2 separate regions of the Homo sapiens genome follow, and region 1 is linked to region 2. A link is a loop called in an ENCODE intact Hi-C map of the cell type or tissue named here. Cell type or tissue: Caco-2. All regions are shown on one strand. Region 1 overlaps IRAG1 (inositol 1,4,5-triphosphate receptor associated 1). Region 2 overlaps CAND1.11 (a long non-coding RNA gene).

The links. Peaks named below come from ENCODE experiments on the same cell type or tissue, not always from the same donor. Only the 100,000 strongest peaks of a DNase experiment are listed, where the experiment ranks them.
Region 1: it touches region 2 in a loop (10-fold over the local background); 2 of 110 quality-filtered maps call a loop at or near these places.

What each region holds. Positions count from the first base shown.
Region 1 is chr11:10,658,520-10,661,019 of GRCh38, reverse strand. All of the region lies in intron 1 of IRAG1 (inositol 1,4,5-triphosphate receptor associated 1), which reads left to right. Among named protein-coding and RNA genes, the nearest start is that of IRAG1, 34 kb to the left of the region's middle. RefSeq lists a silencer at 1,304-1,598 and an enhancer at 652-1,851. In Caco-2, no CTCF peak of the experiment used is centred here; DNase peaks (open chromatin) are centred at 1,139, 2,037 and 2,299.
Region 2 is chr11:10,327,476-10,329,975 of GRCh38, reverse strand. All of the region lies in intron 1 of CAND1.11 (a long non-coding RNA gene), which reads right to left. Among named protein-coding and RNA genes, the nearest start is that of CAND1.11, 20 kb to the right of the region's middle. RefSeq lists a silencer at 960-1,254. In Caco-2, no CTCF peak of the experiment used is centred here; a DNase peak (open chromatin) is centred at 1,005.

The DNA.
Region 1 (2,500 bases), 330 kb before region 2:
CTGCTCTGGTATCATTATGGAGGGTCATTGGAAGGGACCAGGCCAGAGGTAAGGAGACAAATGAGGCTGTTGCAGTGACTCAGGTCACACAGAGCCATGGGCAGGGGTGCCAGGGATGGGAGGAAGGGCATTTCTGAACTAGGATTGATGGGACTCAGAGTCATCTAATTGAATGTGGAGGGTGACAGAAATGAAGGAGTCACGGTGACTTCTAGGTTTGTAGCTTGAGTGCCATTCTCTGGGGCACAGGAGGAGTGGGCTGGGGAGGGAAAGAAACAATGAGCTCTGTCAGGGATGTGTTGAGGATAAGGGATTCATAGTCCACTTGGGAAAAGTTGTCCAAAGACAATTGGCAATGAAGTCTCCATAACTGTGCTATCTTGGGGTGATACTAAAGTCATCTGTGTTCCTTCTGCACCCTGGTAGGAGCAAGAATCAGGGAGCCTGGGGCTGAGTAGCTCAGTGGTGTGCTGGCAATGTTCCACGGCCAGCTCTCTGGGGGGAAAAGGCCCTGATATGTACATAGTGTTTGCCAATTTCCATGGTATAGATACTCCCACTATGACCAATGGCAAGCTACTAACTCACCCTCACTGATCATGGAACTGAGAAGAGATGGGCAGTAGCAAATCATTATATAGTTTCCGCTATGCAGAGACAATAGAAATAAATCTTCAGAAGAGCATAGATAATAGTAAAATGTAGTAAAATAATTAAAAAGCAGTTATTTTGAGTATTTATCTCCTTTTTGTTTAATGTGAGTTCATGTAATTTATTTTTTAATAATGTCTGTGTTTAACCACCAGTTCACAGAATTCTTGAAAATTACATTAGACTCTTATGAGCTGGAACAAGCAGGCTCCTGTGCACCACTAAAGAGATTCCTCCAAAGTACAAGTTAGAAGGGCCCAGAAATCCACCTACTTCTCAGGCTTAGTGACTCTCTAAAGTCACCCATGTGGGGAGGCAGAGCCAAGCCTAGGGCCTAGGAGACAGTTCCTGATCCTCCATGTCTTCCTGGAGACCCCTCGGTGCCCTGCCCTTTATGGGATCTCACAGACCCAGAATGCCGTGTGGTCCTTGACCCCAGGATGATGACTCATGTCACTCTTGAGTGAGTGACTCAGGGAAGAGGCTGCTGAGCAGCCTGGAACAAACAGAACTGGGCAAGATTTATATCTGCTAGGCGCTAAATGGGAGGCTCAGATACTTTGCTGCTATTCTCGGTGCCTTTGAACTGCCTCCGATTGAGCAATTGTACATATTTTGAAGAAGAAAAAATTTTTTCAAGTGGACCTATTTTTAAAAAAAGAATTCCTGAAGTGAACAAGCTGGAAAGGAAACCTGGGGAGATGTTTAGGCTTATTTCCTGTCATTGGTCTGAGCAGGTGCTGGCTCCTTCCCAGGGCACCCCCAGCCAACAAAGCCTATACGAGCTCCACAGGAGCGGAGAGCAGGGCTGGAGAAAATCGGGCCCTAAGAAGGTTTCCCACAGAGGTGCAAACCCCAGGATTGTCGGGGTTCTCAGGGCCAGCCTCCCGAAACGTGACTTTGTTTAGGGGACACAGTCTTGGGGGAAGTGACTTCCACTTCCTCATCCTCCCTTTTCTGTTGCCACCGAGGCTTTCTCCCTGCATCTCCGCCCTTCACCATTCCTGCTCCTGCACAATTCCCTTCAATCTAGATCCACTTTCAGGAGAGAATCCTGGGGCTTCCACCACACACTGGGGGGTGGCTGTACCCCCTTCAGTCACTCACTTACCCACTTGTTCAGCACAGCACAAATACCTACTTGGCCAGACACTGTGGCTGGCTCTCTTCCAGGAGGGATTCCACACTAGGCCTCATGTCTCACCTGTGGAACAAAAACCTCTGTTTTGGGGGAGTCATCATGAGTACAGGGATAGTGGAAAGAACTGGGGCTTTGAAACCAGACCAACCTGGGACTGAGCACAGCCCAGACCTGGGACTAAGCACAGCACAGATCTGGGGCAAGCACAGCACAGACCTGGGACTGAGCACAGCACAGACGTTGGGCAGCCACAGCACAGACCTTGGGCAGCCATAGCACAGACCTGGGACTGAGCACAGCACAGACATGGGGTGAGCACAGCACAGACATGGGGTAACCACAGCACAGACCTAGGACTGAGCACGGCACAGACATGGGGTGAGCACAGCACAGACATGGGGTAACCACAGCACAGACCTAGGACTGAGCACAGCACAGACACGGGGCAAGCACAGCACGGACCTGGGACTGACCACAGCACGGACCTGGGACTGACCACAGCACTGACCTGGGACTGACCACAGCACAGACCTGGGACTGACCACAGCACGGACCTGGGACTGAGCACAGCACAGACATGGGGCAAGCCCAGCACAGACCTGGGACTGTCCACAGCAAAGACCAGGACTGAGTCTCTTTTACTTGCAGGAGACAAATCTGGGAGCTCTGAGCCACTAGGATGAACACCAGAGTCTCTCTGAGCCTTGG
Region 2 (2,500 bases):
TAAAAGTACCATGAGGCCAGGCATGGTAGCTCACATCTGTAATCCCAGCACTTTGGGAGGTCGAGGCAGGTGGTTCACTTGAACCCAGGAGTTCAAGACCAGCCTGGACAATATGGCAAAACCCCATCTCTACTAAAAGTACAGAAATTATACAGGCATGGTGGAGTGTGCCTGTAGTCCTAGCTACTTAGGAAGCTGAGGTGGGAGGATCACCTGAGCCCTGAAGGTTGAGGCTACAGTAATCCGAGATCATGCCACGGCACTCCAACCTGGGCAACAGAGTGAGATCCTGCCTAAAAAAAAAAAAAAAAAAAAAAAAAATATATATATATATATATATATATATATATGGTTTGGCCACTGACTGAATAGCTATACACACACTCACTCTGTCACCCAGGCTGGAACAAGGGCAGTAGAGTGATCACAGCTCACTGCAGCCCCAAGCTCCTGGGCTCAGGCAATCCTTCTACCTCAGCCTCCCAAGTAGCTGGGACTACAAGCACATATCACCAGACCCAACTGATTTTATTTCTAATTTTTTGTAGAGATGGGGGTCTCACTTTTTTTCCCAGGCTGGTCTTAAACTCCTGGCTTCAAGCAATCCTCCCACCTCAGCCTTCAGAACTGCTGGGATTACAGGCATGAACCACTGCACCTGGCCCTAGTCAATATTTTTATACGTGTCTTAAATGATGAAGAAGGTAAGCACAAAGTTTAGAGTAATAGCTAATAGACAAAATAAGCAAGATGCAAAATAATCTGACCAGCATGACTTTCAAGAAGAATCATTGTAAAGTTCTGTATTTGGTTCAAAGAAAATCAACAACACAAATTCACAGGGATTCCTGACTTGGCAGCAGTTCATGTAAAAAACAACTGGGCTTTTAATTGACCATGGATTCATTATGAGGCATTATTGGAATGTGACTGATAAAAACAAGATTAGGGCAATTCTTGACCACAGCCATAAATCTAGTGTCCCGATAAGAGGGTGGCAGCTCAATCCTGTTCTGGTCAGACCACACTGGAGTTCTATTTTCATTTCTAAGCATCCATTTCACAGTTGGAACATGGCACCCTTGACCCACTTTTGTGAAGTAATGTTTTCTCACACTCCTTTTCCATCCTGTGTTCTAGCATACTCTCAAGTGCAGTATGCTAACACTAGGACAAATGAGCTCTACCCTTGTAATACAGCACAACTGCAAAGCAGTAATGTCATGTGAATCAAGTTCCTTCAGATTTCAGTCATGTCAGCTTTTTGTTAATTTTTCTTTTATTGCAGTCTCCTCTCCCTGGTGACTTAGGCTAAATCTGGGGGTAATGAAATGACCGAAATCTGACTTACAGCCACTGTGTGTACTCCAAATGATTCCTCCTTCCTATTAGTCATAACATAACCCTTTGTCCTTGAACCAGGCTGCTCTGCCTAGTTTCCTGTTCTTCATGCAAAAACTCCAAGAAACCAGCCTTGCCAACCTCCGATAGGAGTCTAAAGCTACCATTTAGTCTGAAAACTGAGATCTGTGCTACACTTGAATGCAAAGTCATCAGAATTAGCTTACACAAGTTCCCCTTTCTCCCTCTGGCATATACTTCCACTCCTTTGCCATCCCAGCTTTGACTTCCCTTTCTTCTTCAGCCCTAATGAGAACTGGGAGTGCGAAAAAATGTAAGGAAGAAAGGAGGAAAAAGAAGAAAGACAGGAGAGATTAATCTCGATCCCAAAGATAGGTAGGACCTTTTGTTATTACACCAGCAAGTCATGGTTCTCTCCTTTCTTCCCTCTTTGTCTCCCAACCCTCTTCAACATGTATACTTGCCAAGGGCTAGGGAAACCCCAGCTTACAAGATCTACTCCCTCTAAAGGGACTGATCCTAAAATTAAAGCCAGTCCAGAGGGGCCACCTTTCTAGCCCAGGCAAGATATTCAAGCCTCAAACCAGGTTAAGGTCGTGTTGGAGTCCACACATGCCCTCTTCTTCCCTATCCAACAAAGGCCTGAGAAACTATGGTCTTTTCCATTAATGCCCTTGGACTGGAAGGGCAGGGGTCATATATAAATTCTGTGCTAAATACTATGAATTTTTTTTCTTTTTTCAGCATGAGACAGATACTGTGAATGCTATATCCCATTTAATGCCCATAGTAAATCCTGTGCTATAATGTATTAATTAAGATGGCTTCCATTAAAAGGAGCAGAAAGCTCAACTCACTATGGGTTACTAAGTGAAGGAGATGATTGGTTTATACAATAGAAGTATGACAGGATTGAGGATGGGTCCATTTAGGAGTTCAACAACTTTATCAGGGAGTTCTATTTTCCATCACTCCACTCTGCCATTCACAATGAGAGCTTCCATCTAGGGCTTGCCCCTGTTTTAGTCTCAGAGTGGCTTTCTATTGCTGCTGAGACTGCATATGTCTCCCACTTTTATCTAGCAGGAGAAAGGGAACTTGTTTTTCTGGAAATAAGCCAGTAAACTTATGCAAACTC